2 separate regions of the Homo sapiens genome follow, and region 2 is linked to region 1. Evidence: chromatin loops called from intact Hi-C (ENCODE). Cell type or tissue: prostate gland. All regions are shown on one strand. Region 1 has its middle 37 kb from the start of IL1R1. Region 2 has its middle 58 kb from the start of IL1R2.

Region 1 (8,000 bases):
GGATCTCTCCTCACTAGCCTGCAGCTTTGGGAAACTTACTGAACTTCTCAGGGTCTCAGCTTGTCTGGACCTAGAGTTGGAATAATGTTTCAAGGTTGCGAGAAAGATTCAAGATATTATACTTAAAGAACCCAGAAGAGTGCATGTTCCTTTAGTAGGTGACTCAATAAATGGTAGTCATATACCCAAATAAACAGCACAAACATCACCAGTGGCCTAAAACCATGAGACATTGTCTCCAAAGTTCAGTCCGACCTACCCTCACTGACCCACAGGCTCCAGAGTGAGCCTGTCTGCGTCATAATTCCAGCTCTGCAATAACTACTGGTATAACCCTAGCAAATCACTCTCTGTGCTTCCGTTTCTTAATCTGCAAAATAAAATAATAGTACTGATTATTTTATATGAGCGGTACCTAAAACCAGGTCTCCTACCTAGCAAGTGCTGTATTACATATTAGCTTTTATTATTATTATTATTATTATTATTATTATTATTATTATTATTCAGTACCAAGTTCAAACCATTACTAAATGTCAGTTTGGTCCTGATTTTTGCAGCCCAGCACTGAGCTGGGAGTCAGAGTGAAAATCGATGCCTCCTTAAAGTTTTTGATATTCATGCCAAATCCATGACACTTGCACCTATAAAGACAGGGTTCTCCATTTTCCTGGTCCTATCCTTGGCTTGCATTCATTTGTTTAATATCCTTTCAGAGCTTTAAATATTTACTCAATAGAAACTGAGACTCACCCAAACTAAACGAAATAAATAACCAGTTGCCCCTAGAAAAGCTCCATTTAGGTTTTTTTTTAATCTTCTGGGGTGCCTTTTTGGAATATTCTTTTCTCCACAGAACTGGGTAAATATTTTTCTACCTCCCTTACATTGACTCATTTGAGAAACATTGATTGATCCGCCCTCTGGGTGTCAGACCCCAAAGCAGGCCCTGGAGAGAGGTATACACATGAAACCGGACCCCGTCTTTGAGGAGCTCTCAGTCCACTGGGGAGCTGAGCAAAGCCCATGGATGATGAGAATGCAATAGGAGGAGGATGGCTGGTTTTCCTGTACAAGAATGGAATAAATAAGCAACAAAATGGAAATCTTTTTAATCTAAAATGTATCCATGCACTGCTGTAACACACTAAACACTGCTACTGAATCTAAGAACCAAGAAGCATAGAAATATGTTATACACACCCCCCCCCACACACACACACATACATACACACACACACACACTTCCCAAGTTTAGAATTAGAAGACGACAAAATTTCAGCATGCAGCTCTCCAGAAACTATATATTTTAGAAGGTTAGATTTATCACTAAACTTTAGAGTAACAACAATAATAATAATACCATTTTGCATTTTTGCTTTTCCTCTATTCAAAAAGCTTGCCTCTATCTTGCCTCTTTATATTCCCAGTACAATCTTGTGAGGTGGCTAGCACAGGCCTTCTGTCTAAATTTTATAGCTAAAAAGGAGACAAAATCACAAAGACTGAGGTTTACCCCAGGTTACTCAATCGGTAAAAATTCAGAGCAAAAGCATCCAGTTCTCTCGCTCTCTCAGCAGACTTTCTGAGAGACATCAAAAGAGGTCAAAGTCCTCAGAAATTAGGTTGGCAGAAGTTACTGTAAGAGGTGACTGCTTTGGCAATGAGTAACCAAAAAAGACGAGAGGCTGAACCCAAAGGGGCAGAACTGGAAACCAGCAGATTTTGCAAAGGGTTTCCTTAAGGTAAATTAAGACAACAAAATATACCTTTGCCTATTATCAGAGTAGCACACTTTTCTTTTATTTATTGTGATACTTTAAGTTCTAGGGTACATGTGCACAACATGCAGGTTTGTTACATATGTATACATGTGCCATGTTGGTGTGCTGCACCTGTTAACTTGTCATTTACATTAGGTATGTCTCCTAATGTTATCCCTCCCCCCTCCTCCCACCCCACAACAGGCCCCGGTGTGTGATGTTCCCCACCCTGTGTCCAAGTGTTCTCATTGTTCAATTCCCACCTACGAGTGAGAATATGCGGCGTTTGGTTTTCTGTCCTTGTGATAGTTTGCTCAGGATGATGGTTTCCAGCTTCATCCATGTCCCTACAAAGGACATGAACTCATCCTTTTTCATGGCTGCATAGTATTCCATGGTGTATATGTGCCACATTTTCTTAATCCAGTCTATCACTGATGGACATTTGGGTTGGTTCCAAGTCTTTGCTATTGTGAATAGTGCCACAATAAACATACGTGTGCATGCAGAGTAGCACACTTTTCAAAAAATTATAAAACCCAATGCTGATGAGAGAGTTGGAAAATGTTCATACAGTGCTGGTGGGCACATAAATTAATTAAACTTTCCTAGGATTAATTTAGCAGCAGGGATCTAGAGTTTTTAAAATGCCCATGCCCTTTGACCCCTACCATTCTACCTCTGGGGATTTATCTCAAGGAAAACTCGTTGAGATAACCTTTGCATCAAGGAGATGCAAAGGTTTAGCTACAAGGGTGTTAGTTGTAGTACTGTTAATAAGAGAAGAACATAGTTGTAGTACTGTTAATAAGAGAAAAACAATCAACTACCTGCCAACAGGATTTAATAAACTATCTATGCAATGAAATGGAAAAGCTTTTGTAAAAGAAAACTCATTCTCATAACAAGATGCTCCATCGCTGTGAGGTAAAAGCAGATAACCGAAAAGCATGTAGAGTACAAATATATTTCTTCAAAATGTAAATGTACTCAGAGACAAATACACCTACCAAAATGTTAACAGTGTTTACCTCACAGTGGTGTGTTTTTACTTCTCGTCTTTTACTATTATCTCTATGTATTTTTTAAAATTTTATTCTTGACAATGAGCTTGTGCTGTTTGTGTAAATGTTCCAAGGACGTATTTTAGAAGTATACCCTCGCTATTCTTTGACCGTTCCTGCCAAGTTTTCCTCCTAAGTAAACTAACAGTCTTGTGCTCAACGGGGTTTGTCAGTTCAATGATTAACAATAGCATGTAGTGTTAGGAAAGGCCATAAGAATCTTTTTAAACTCATCACTACCATTAGGCAGATCAAATTCATCTCAAGAAGTTTTCTTGGCTCTTTCTGGACAACTTTGTCTTCTTCCTTTTCCTAACAGATCAACACATTTATAGTAAACACCAATCTCTGGCATCAAATGCACACACACACAGACACACACACACAGAGACACACACGTCACTGTTCTCCAGCTGTCTCATGGGTGAATGCCATGACTCACCAAACCAGTTGGTCCTTAGCTGTATTTTTTGAAGCATCCTTCCCCACCATCCACTCCTCACACCCTCACCAACACAGCGAAAAATTCACATTTTGCATGAGCAATAAGGAGTTATAAATTGAATTGAATGATAAGCTTCATTAGGTTTTCCTTTTTGTTTTGTTATTTTCTTTCCTTAATCTTTCAGGTTCAGTCCCATTTTCTCATTCTTATGCACAACAACACTATCAGTAGGAATTATGAGGATCAAGGATAAATGGAGATCAAGGATAAATTATGGAGATCAAGGATAAAAATGCAAGGCAATGTTTATAATCCCCTCTGAGAGTGCATGGTCTTCTCTATAGCTATAGGTGCAACATTGGCAAAGCTTCTGAAGGGGGGAGAAAAATATGATCAGGCTTTTAAGATTACCTTTGAGGTCCTTATTGAAGAAAGCGTGTACAAGTTTTGCCAATACAATGCATTATACCTTTAAATGAAACCAATAGAGGCTGCCATTAATAACATAGCACATTCAGGCCAGGCGTGGTGGCTCATGCCTGTAATCCCAGCACTTTGGGAGGCCCAGGCAGGTGGATCACGAGGTCAGGAGATCGAGACCATCCTGGCTAACACAGTGAAAACCCATCTCTACTAAAAATACAAAAAGTTAGCAGGGCATGGTGGCAGGCGCCTATAGTCCCAGCTACTCGGGAGGCTGAGGCAGGAGAATCGCTTGAACCTGGGAGGCGGAGGTTGCAGTGAGCCAAGATCATGCCATTGTACTCCAGTCTGGGTGACAAAGTGAGACCCCATCTCAAACAAAATAAAAAATAAATTAAAAAGAAAACATAGCACCTTCAGTCAACATTGGGTTATGCCTCTCTAACACTGTAGAAGCTTAATGGGAAGTGATAAAATAAGTCTCAATTCTTACAGTAACAACAGTCTTATAAAACGACTTCATTTACAACACCTTTCACTTAACATCTCTCACCACATACCAAAAGTCATGTAACTATTCATGGTTTATAAGTAATATACAGTTATAAAGTATATTTCCCATATGTTTCATAGTTAATCTTCCATAGATAATCACAGTCGTTCTCCTAATATGACTCAGAAACACATCTTAAAGTGAAACATGCCTACAGAGCCATATAACTTCAAGAAATCCTTAAAATGTTGTTTCGACAAACAATATAACGTTACCTTTTATCAGATTCCATTTGTCTTTCCTAAATACCTCATTAATGTGTAAGTAAACCCAAAAAAAGGAGGGAAAAAAATACAGAAACAAAAAACCTGCAGTGCAATTAATCATCTTACCGTCTCCGTTCTTCATCCTTGGGGCATTTGGGAATGGCTGGCCTCCCAGGAGGTGGAGAATGTCGGGGTAATCCGACAAGGTTTCTTTTCCCAAATGAAGCCTGCTGAGCTGATGTTGGTTATTAAAAAACGAAAGTGCTTTTTGAAGTCAGCCCTAGCTAGAGTTGTTAATTCAGGTCTGTGCCGCAGCAGAGTGACAACTCACATCTTGCCGGACGCCCCAGCTGGTACGGAGGCTCAAAGGAAGGAGAAAGTGGGGTTTTGGAGATGGCTGTGTCACAGCCTCTTAGGGCTTTAATCCCTCGGCCGTGACACATCTGGGGAACTATGAACAGGAAGCTCAGAGCCAGGCAGACAGCCAGAATCACTCAGCAAACGTGCCAGACCCTTAAGAAACACCAACACCCGCCACTGCACGGTAACCTCTAAAGTTTCCCGAAGCTGGTGCTTTCCTCTCATGACTTTGTGTTGAACCTGGACAAGCCTGCTGGCTGAATCCAGCTCATTATCATGTTCCCATCATCAGAGTCTTGACTGGTCAGTCTCAGGCCTGTGGTGGCCTAAGCTTTCCCTCTCTGCCTACCTCCCAATCCTTAGAGCAATCTCCCTAGAGTCAGCCCAGGCAATGCTGCAGGACTCTTTATTCAGGTCTGCTCGTGTCCCAGATGCTGGCCCACTTCTCATGGTGGCCACCACTCCTGCCATGTGCCCTGAGAACTCTGGAAGTCTCCCTTCACCACACCCTGGAGGTGGGATGGCCACTGATCACCCCTCAGCTCAGGGAGATGAAAGCTGGAGCCTCTGGCTTCCACAAATGCAGCCAGATCCACCTAGGAGAGCTGGTGCTGCCAAGCCTCCTCTTTTTTTTTTTTTTTTTTTTTTCTGAGACAGTCTTGCTCTGTCTCCCAGGCTGGAGTGCAATGTCACAATCTCGGCTCACAGCAACCCCTGCTTCCCAGGTTCAAGTGATTCTCGTGCCTCAGCCCGAGTAGCTGGGATTATAGATGCCCGCCACCATGTCTGGCTAATTTTTGTAATTTTAGTAGAGATGGGGTTTCACCATGATGGTCAGGCTGGTCTCAAACTCCTGAACTCAGATGATCCACCCCCTTGGCCTCCCAAAGTGCTGGGGTTACAGGCATGAGCCACCGCACCTGGCCTGCCTCTTTTATTTCTCTCATAGCTCCTCCTGTGCTCTGCACTCCGATGAACATTCTCAACATGATACAGAGTCCAGCCTATCACAACGCTACTCAAAAATCTGCATCGTAGGGAGGAAGAGTCAAGCCTCCAATTCTAGCATTCAAGGTCTTCAGACATCTGGTCTCACACACTTTCCTGTCATTGTTCCCGCTACCCTTTCCAAGAGCGCTTTGTGCTCACCTGGATGGGCCGCCTGCTGACCCTAAGAGGCACTGCTCAAACCTCTGCTTCAATGCTCTGCAGCCTCAATTCTGCCACTGCCACTCCTTACCCTAGCCAATTGACACCACTCAGCACGACACAGCCCACCTCCTCTTTGCTCCTTCCCCTTCTTTCCAGTTTTCACCGCCATTTGCTCAAGCAGACCCCACTCAAGCATCCTGGGGTGATTTTCCCGACTCTGAACCTGTGCCTTCTCTCTGTGATGATAACGGAGATAGCAGAAGTGAGCACTTACAGGTGCCAGGCATTCTTCAAGGAAATTTAAATTATATATTCATTTACTTATTTATTTTTAATTTTATTTTAGTTTCAGGGGTACTTGTGCAGGTCTGTTATATAGGCAAATTGTGTATTCAGGCGGCTTGGTCTACAGATTTTTTTGTAACCTAGGTAATAAGTATGGTACCCTATAGGTAGTTTCAATCCTCACCCTCCTCCCACACTCCATCCTCAAGTAGGTCCTGGTGTCTGTTTTTCCTTTCTTTGTGTCCGTATGAACTCAGTGTTTAATTCTCACTTATAAGTGAGACCATGCAGTATTTGATTTTCTGTTTCTGTGTTAGTTCTCAGAAGAATGGCCTCCAGTTGTATCCATGTTGCTGCAAAAGACATGATCTTGTTCTTTTTCATGGCTGCATAATATTCCGCGGTGTACATGTACCACATTTTCTTTATCCAGTCTACCACTGATGAACATTTAGGTTGATTCCATGTCTTTGCTATTGAGAATAGCGATGTAATGAACATCATGTCTTATGGTAGAATGATTAATATTCCTGTGGGAATATACCCAACAATGGGATGGCTGAGTCAAATGGTAGTTGTGTTTTAAGTTCTTTGAGCAATCACCAAACTGCTTTTCATAGTGGCTGAACTAATTTACATTCCCACAAGCAGAATATAAGCATTCCCTTTTCACTGCAACCTTGTTGGCATCTCTTATTTTTTGACTTTTTAGTAATAGCCATTTTGACTGGTGTGAGATGATATCTCATTATGGTTTTGACTTGCATGGAAATTTAAATTCTTTAGGCCCATTTTACAGGTGAGAAAACTGATTGAGATTATGTAAATACTTTCCCCAAGCTCCCTTAGTCAGGCAGGGGTAGAGCCCAGGTGGAGCCCAGGCTTGCATTGCTCTTCAAGTGTTACCAGGGATCCACCGCAATTTACTTGACAACAGGTCTTATCTACTCAGGAACAGTGCAAGTTCCTAGCAGCCATTGTCTCATACTTCCTGGTACCCTTTCCAGAGAGCACCCAAAAGACCTTCCAATTCCAGGCTATTTCCAAGCAGCTGGATTAATTGGCAGATTATTAGTTCAAGGACTTTTCCAGCCCTCTTTTCCACTCCAGATGATTTCTTCTCTCTTGCTCCTTCCTACTTCTCAAAAAGGAGAAAAATTGGAGGAATCTGCACTGTTTAGTTAACCTGTGTGAACACACACGCCACACACATGCACCCACACGCACCCACACACACGCTTTTGCCTGGGTTTTGTCAGCTGTGTTGTTCCCCTACAGAGTTCAGGGAAAACAAATAGTCATAGTTGGCAACAAAAATTCAATATCAGAAGTTAATGGATAATCTCTCAAACTCTAGGGTCCTTTATGAATGCTAAAGTATAGAATTCCCTGAGCCGAGCCCAGAGCTTTTAACATTTAAACTATCAGAAGACGTCATTCTAACACAATTTTATCAGTAACATGGTCTTTGACAAACTCCAGAATGTCTGTGTTTATACATAAAAGGTCAGAAATAACTCAAGTATTTTCCCAGAATATTCTTATGGAAAAGTTTACACATTCAGAATTGATTTGCATTTATGAATATCTTTAATGTGGCTGTAATCCATGTGTTTCTTATACCTCCCAATTGAAAAAGGAGAATAGGAAGAAGCACGTACAGTATGTGTGTGCATGTGTGTGCATGAGCATGTGTGTATGTGTGTGCATGTTTGTGCAAGTATGTGCAACCCTAGAATCTAACCTTGG
Region 2 (8,000 bases), 55 kb after region 1:
TTGCAACACTGGACATTTGCTACTTTAAGTTCCCTGTCTCAATTTCCCATCTGTGAACTAAACGTAATACTGTAGCATTTGCCTTTGCTGTCTTAGAGATGGTATTAAAATGATTTAATCAGACCAAAGATGTGAAGGCCCTAGGAATACACATTCTGATGACAAAGCAGACTTCTCCACTTTTGAGAGTTTGAAAAAACTTTTGATTTTTTTTACCCTGCATACATCCACTACCCCAACACTCCTCGTAATTAGAAAATATAGGAGACAAGTTTTTAAAACATAATAAAATATATGCGCATATGTACACACATATATGTATACATACACACACATACAAATAACAGTAATTAACTAGAATTCTGAGAATTTTTGTTTTACTTAGACCTATAGATGTGTAAAATTTGATGAATGAATGATTGCTTTGAAGGGAAAGGACCGTACCCCAGCTAGAATAGCTTGGACTAAAGCCAAGGCGGTGTGAATAACATATCTAGAGGGGACATGTTCAGAAGATGAACTGGAGAAATCAAGCGGTCCCAGAACACAGGTCACCCACCTCTATGTGGAAGAACCAGCTGTGAGTTCTAGCTTATTCCAGCTTACTCCTAGCACTTCCTGGGCTTAAAACACAACCACACATGGAGACTCACATGGCACCTGCTGAGAGAGCTCAAAGTTACTTAATGTACCCCTAAGAATGTTAATCTGAATTCCTACCTATTTGTGTCCAGGGAATGTGTCCAGGGGATCCCCTCACCCCAAAACCTAAGGACCCCCTTCCCAGCTCATCCAGGCTGCTGCAAGCCTGAGCAGTAACACAGTGACCCAACTAGGGAGAACTAGGACCAAGCACCTGGAGTGACAGGTCCCCACCCCAGTTCCACGCCTCACTTTTCTCACTCCGGATTTCTAAGCCGGTCCAAAACTACACCCTCTCCACAAAGAGGAGGGAGGGGGCACAGTTATTCTGCGAACCCAGCTCCTACCTAGACATTCACTTCGGGTAGTTTGGGGAAGTCAGCTTGAAACAAAAGCAGCACTTTCTCTGGATCCCAAGAGCAAGCCAGCGATTTCCTCCTCCCTTCATGGCATCCTCTGGCAACCTTCTTCCACTATTTCCTTTTGCTCAATTTTCAGCTAAACTTTCAAAACACTTTCCTATGCAACCGAAAATATGTTTTGAAGGAAGTCTTTGGGTTCTGGTGTACGGCCTGGCGCAAGGGCCCTCCCGCGGGTCTAAGGGCAGTTCAGACTCCAGCCATCATATTTGCTGTCCTTGGAGGGTGCTGTTGGTCAAGGCTGGCTGTGAGTTCATCACACATCCCCTTAGATGGGATGCCATTGAGGGGACAGAAGCATCTGACATTGGCCACTAAGATCTCCTTTTAATGGAGATTCCATCCGTCATGATACTTTAATATTCCTTTCTGGTAGCTAGCCCTTGGTTAGGAATTTTGTCTCTAACTCCACCGCAAATGATCAAAATGGATTATTTCCAGCCATGTGACTACTGGGCTGCCCAGGATTGGAGAGAAGGAACTAAAATATAAGAGTCAAGAGAGTTGAATTTTACCAACTTCACAATATGAGAATGGGTGCCTCGGTCTCCCTACCTGCCCACAAAGTATAGGATAGTTATTGAATTAAGGAGAAAGACTAAACATTCCTCTTTTTAGCCCTTGCTCTGACTCAGTAATTTCTACCTAGTGTTTCAGTATCATGGTAATTCTATAGATGAGAGGTCAGGCAAACGACAGCCACAGGACAGAACCCCACATATCACCTATTTCTATAAATAAAACTTTACTGGAACACAGCCACGCCCATTTGCTTTCATATTGCCTATGACTGCTTTTGAAATATAACAGCAGAATTAAGTCATTGCAATAGAGACGGTGTGGCCAGAAAAGCCTGAAATATTTACTCTCTCACCCTCTACAGAAAAGTCTGCTGAGCCCTGCCCCAGATAATGACGATGATGATGATTGCAACTCACACACCCCAGTGCTTCCATGTGCCTGGCATTGTTCTAGGTGCTTAGCATGTAATATCTCATTTAATCCTCACACCAAACCTTGAAATTATCTGATGAAATTATATCAACTCCTAGATATGAAAACAGAGACAGAGAAAGAAAGTTCAGGAAACTTCTCCAATGTTCCCAATTTAATAGAGGCTGGGACTCAGTCCAGGGTACTTTGGGTCCAGGAACCATGCTCTTAATGGCTGCGCTATGCTGTTTGAAAGTTCCGTCAGGCATTGACCTCATACTCGCCAGGCAGTGATTCCACTGACATTCATTTCACACTCCCCAAGCTGCCTTCAGATGCCTAATTCAGTCCCCAGATACCTCCATAAATAACGGAAAGAGACATCCCTGCTATAATTAACAAATCAGCACTTTGGAATGAGAATGATTTGAAGGAGCCGACCCTTGGGAGTCTGAACATCTTCGATCACCAACAAAATTGCATTTCTGGCCTCAGTCCAAGAAGACCCCAGTGGTTTCACTCACACAATGGCACTTGGCCTAAGTGAGGTCTTTCCTGAGACACCACCAGGCCCTCCAGCACGTGCTGCCTCCCTCTTCCTGGGGCTCTTCAAACCACAATCCTGGGATGACCTCACTTCCCAGGACTTCCACTAGGTTTTGACTTAGTGAGCCCATTGCAGCCATGGTAAGGCAAAATCCTTCCAGAACTAACTTCATTTTATCTGTTGGCCTCAACTGGATGTTAACAGTAACCTCTATTTTTTTTTTTCGTTTTGAGACAGGGTCTCGCTCTTGTCACCCAGCCTGGAATGCAATGGCATGATCTTGGCTCACTTCAACCTCCTCCTCCTAGGTTCAAGCAATTCTCCTGCCACAGCCTCCCAAATAGCTGGGATTACAGGTGCTGGCCACCATGCCTGGCTAATTTTTGTATTTTTCGTAGAGATGGGGTTTCACCATGTTGGAAAGGCTGGTCTCGAACCCCTGACCTCAGGTGATCCACCCACCTCAGCCTCCCAAAGTGCTAGGATTACAGGCATGAGCCACCGTGGCCGGCCAACAATAACCTCTAGCACATTAAATTCCTCCGCTGAGAGAAGAAATCACAATCTATTTATTTAAGCTCCTTGGCTTTGGTAAAACATGAATATTTCCATCCTGGAAGTGTTTCCTGAAGGATACCAGCCAACCAGCCATCAACAGCAGCTTTCAAAGCACCGGCTGGTGTCAATGTCCAACAAGAGGACGGCTTCTGAAAACAAGGCCATTTGAAGAGGCATTTGGGAAGTGTTCGTGCATCCTGATCCAACAGGCTGCTGGCTTCCTTCAGCTGTTGGCCCAAGTCCCAGTTTTGGGCTTGACTTAAAAAGATTGAAATAGTCCCACTCATCCACACACACAGAGGAAGATCTGTTGCAGCTATTGGATCTACCGGAAGTGATGCACTGTCTCCCCTTCCCCCATGTTAAGAGTCAGGGAGGGATGTATGAGTGACCTTTGACATCTGTGGGCTTGCTGCTGTCAAGATAAACCATCGTCTTAGCCCTCAGTGGAACAGGCATTAGGGGCTGAAATGCCCTCTGTAGGTGTCATAATCAACTTAACTAACTTAGATGGAAAATGGTTTTTAGATACAAAAACTTCCTGCAGTATTTTTGTCTTAAAATGAATCCATATGAAGAGCTAGAAAGATATTTAAAAGTCTCTAGCTCAAATCCTTTGTTTTGCAAACAAGAAACAGGAAATTCAGCAATGTTAAGTGATGTACATCTAAGATCACATGGTGATCTTTAATATAGCTAGAGAAACCCAGTCTAGTTATCTAAACAGAAAATGAACATACGCATTTGGTAAAGCAAATTCAGTGAAAAGTAGTTCTGCTCATCCCAGAACCCTTGTTCTCCTCCCCAGAGAGAGCCACACTTCACATTCTTTTATGTGTCCTTTCAGAAATATTCAAGAGTGATGTAGTTTTAGTATATAAACTTCTCTTCCACAAATCACCCAGTACATGTGATCATTGTGGTTCTAGCCCCAGATCATCTCCACTTATAAAAGTTGACCCAAACACAAGCAGCTCTGTTTGTATTGGTCAGACACTGCTGAGGCCCACACCCATTCTGCACATTTATTCATCTACCAGGCCTTTCATGGGTGCTGGACATGTTCCACAGTCATGGCTGTCTGCAGAACAAGGGTTCCAGCTGGCAGTACATGTGCTGCCCACGTAAAATTGGCCTAAATGAGCTTACACAATAAAACCCTGAGCCCCAGCAGTCACAAAGGGCATTTAGTGATGTTGCCAGTCAGGGTGTGTCCTGGCACTCGATACTTCACCAAATTACAGAAGATCCTTTTTTGCTTGGACTCAATTCAGGAAATAATTTCCCCTGCCAAGAGGCATTGAAAATATCTCTCCCTTGACTGCAGCAAACCCTCAGAAGCAAGACCCAGAGTCCCGGCACAGGGGAGAGTGCAGAGTCTGCAGCCACCACCAGAAGACCTTGCTGGGTTAACAGAGCAGCAGCCGGAGTTCCGCAGAGTTGGACAAGACACCATCCTCGGCCACCCACTGACAAACGCGGCACTAACAACTGCCACCTCACCTTCCATTTAACTGGCTCCCAAACGATGAATGCAAACTGAGCTGTCTTAAGTTAAACTCGCCTCTTTCCATGGCCCAGTATGGGTGGGAATTCTGCTCTTGGAAACTCACTTCATGCAATTAAAAAAATACCAGCACTGATAACTCAAATAAATAACAACATATACCCATGCCTTTACTACTATTAACTCAAACCCAGCTTATTTTTTTATTGTAACTTTTATTTTATCAAATCCAATTTAAAAGCAACCTTATAAATGTTTCTTTGGCAGGACTTTTCTGCCCAGGTTGGACACACTGAGGTATCTTTTCAATCCAGTGGCTTCTGGACTAAATCCTCATGTGTCATCTTTTTAAATAATTTCCTGTAGGAAGCATATTCGTTTTCACTAATTTAAGAACCCTGACTATGAGATCACATTCAAAATTTAGGTCAGCTGCCTCAAAAATTTTCACTGCTATTTGATGCTGCCAAAAAACAACAATAACAACAACTTTTAATAATGAATGGGGGCAGGGCCATTTCCATGGCAACATCTGCTTTCCCTTGATCTGCCTTTGCAATACATCACCTAAGGTGCCCTGCAGAGCAGGGCCAATAAATGGTCATGTGACCTGAGGGTCCCAGGGAAATTCCCACAAATCTACTTCAAGACCCTGCCATGCTGTCTAAAATTCTAACAGTAAGGAGTTTCTCCTTTGAAGGCACCTGCTTTAAGGTAAATGCTGTCTACAAATAGCAATCCAGGAACTTGATCCCCCAATAAAACAAAAAAAACTAGGCAGGATTTTGCCAACAAAACAAAAAAAAAAACTAGGATTGTGGGATCTTAGTCCCCAGAACTATTCAGATCTCAATTAAATCAGTGCAGTAAGCAATGCCACACCCTTCCCATAGGCTGTTGCCAGGATTAATTAAGTTTAGTATTAACTACATGAAAGTGTGAGTTCATCTTTTTTTTTTCACAGACTCTACAGGAAAGAAGAGAAGAAAAGACCAAGAACTAGGAGGCCAGTGTTTCCAGAGGAAGAGGATGCTCAACGACAAGGTGAAGTGGCCGGGAGCAAGCTTCGGATCCCTGTTTTGACTTCAGTGGCTCAGAGAAGAGGCTGTGAGTCACTCAGTGGTGAGTGTTTTCTCCAGGGTCACCCTCGGAAGGTTCAGGACGTTCCCAGGGACTTCTGAGCACAGGCTGCTATGATGCTTTCTCTCTGACTTCGCCTAGATCTCTGGCAAGCCCCGCTCTTTGGTTTGTGCCACCTCTGAGGACAGCATGATCCACAAGGTCACTCCCTGTTCTGATAGTCAAGCTTCCCTGTCAGATCTTCCACCTATCACGAGGTGTGCCCTGCTTCTCCTGCTCCAGAAATTGCTGGGGCACAATACATGTGCCGTGGTGGTTTGCTGTACCTATCAACCCTCATCTAGGTTTTAAGCCCCACATGCATTAGGTATTTGTCCTAATGTTCTCCCTCCCCTTCCCCCCACCCCGCCACCAACAGGCCTCGGTATGTGATGTTCCCCTCCCTGAGCCCATGTGTTCTCATTGTTCGACTCCAACTTATGAGTGAGAACATGCGGTGTTCGCTTTTCTGTTCTTGTGTTAGTTTGCTGAGAATGGTGACTTCTAGTTTCATCCATGTCCCTGCAAAGGACATGAACTCATTCTTTTTCATGACTGCATAGTATTCCATGGTGTATATGTGCCACATTTTCTTTATCCAGTCTATCATTGGTGGGCATTTGGGTTGGTTCCAAGTCTTTGCTATTGTAAATAGTGCCACAATAAACATACATGTGCATGTGTCTTTATCGTAGAATGATTTATATTCCTGTCGTTATATACCCAGTAATGGGATTGCTGGGTCAAATGATATTTCTGGTTCTAGATCCTTGAGGAATCACCATTCTGTCTTCCACAATGGTTGAACTAATTGACACTCCCACCAACAGTGTAAAAGCATTTCTATTTCTCCACATGTTTACCCAGTTTTCAAGTACCCAATACATTGTTATTAACTACAGTTGCCATGCTGTACAATAGATCTCCAGAACTTAATCCTCCTGTCTAACTGAAAAGTTGTATCTTTGGACCAAAGTCTTCCAACCCTCCCCAACCCCTGGTAGCCACCATTCTACCCTCTGCTGCTATGAATTCAACTTGGTTAGATTCCACATGCAAGGGAGATCATGCAGTATTTGTCCTTGTGTACCTGGTTTATTTCATTTAGCATAGCGTCCTCCAGATTCATTCATGTTGTCACAAAGAACAACATTTCCTTCTTTTATATAGCTGAATAGTATTCCATTGTGTATATGCACCACATCTTCTTCACCCATTCATTCACTGTTGGACACTTAGGTTTGTTCTACATCTTGGCTATTATGAATAGTGCGGCAATAAACGGGGTGGGGGGGTGCAGATATCTCTTCCGCATACTCATTTTATTTCCTTTGGATATATACCCAGTAGTAAGATTGCTGGATTGTATGATAGTTCTATTTTTAATTTTTTTTAATAAAAGAAACACCCCTAATTCCCTGAAGTGATTCCTTACTTATTAATCACGCATTGATTGACTCAGAGCTCATTTGAACCTTTTGGTGTTTTAGTCTGCACCACCCCTTCGTGACTGACTTCCACACACTTCCTTAATGATATTTAAACAGAAAATTCACTTTCTTTGTCCCTGCCAACATCAAGGGATACCCTCCTTGTTCTAGTATACTAAGTAAGTCTGATTTGAGTTGCTTCATGATTTTATATTCTCATCATGCCCACTCCTAACTTGCAGGAGTGAAAATCCCAGGTTTTGAGAAACTACCCTTGTCAGGAAGCCATTGCCTCCCCTGGATTCAGATCCTACTTCAAACATGCCCCAAGTCTAACCTGATGACTTCAAAATGCAGCCATGAGACCAGTAGGCATTTAGCGGGTCTAGACAGGAAACCCGGAGACCAAAACCAACCATCAGGACAAATGAATACTTCTCCATGACCTAAAATGAGTGAGCACACAGGGAAACCTCACCCTTGCAGATGACTTGCAAGTCTTCCACGCAGTAAAATTGCAAGCTAGTAAAATGTTTAAAAGCTCTGACAAAGTAGTGGAGAGTAGACAGGAATGATAGTTGTACTTCTCTGGAAGTAGTTTGAGATTACAGTTTTCCCTTAAAATGACTTCCAGAAAGTCACCTTTACTATTTTGCGAGATAAAGATCTCCAATCTATCCATGACAGCCCTGAAAAGAAACCCAGGGGTCACTGTGACCATTTCCTGGCAGCATCCCTCCTGCATTGTCCCACCCTAGTGAAAGGGCAGTGCAGCCGGCTGCTGTCAAGCCCGCATCCTGTGTTTACACAAAACCCAGCTTCAGCCACATTTGGAAAACTGCATG

The links. Hi-C counts contacts between places; a loop is a spot of excess contacts. Peaks named below come from ENCODE experiments on the same cell type or tissue, not always from the same donor. Only the 100,000 strongest peaks of a DNase experiment are listed, where the experiment ranks them.
Region 2: it touches region 1 in a loop (2.4-fold over the local background); 9 of 110 quality-filtered maps call a loop at or near these places.

Annotation. Positions count from the first base shown.
Region 1 is chr2:102,101,453-102,109,452 of GRCh38, reverse strand. It overlaps a transcript of IL1R1 not described here. Among named protein-coding and RNA genes, the nearest start is that of IL1R1, 37 kb to the left of the region's middle. In prostate gland, no CTCF peak of the experiment used is centred here; DNase peaks (open chromatin) are centred at 2,941, 3,232 and 4,902; H3K4me3 peaks cover 2,882 bases; H3K27ac peaks cover 5,461 bases.
Region 2 is chr2:102,046,440-102,054,439 of GRCh38, reverse strand. No RefSeq gene overlaps it. Among named protein-coding and RNA genes, the nearest start is that of IL1R2, 58 kb to the right of the region's middle. In prostate gland, no CTCF peak of the experiment used is centred here; DNase peaks (open chromatin) are centred at 3,279, 4,219 and 5,789; H3K27ac peaks cover 5,823 bases.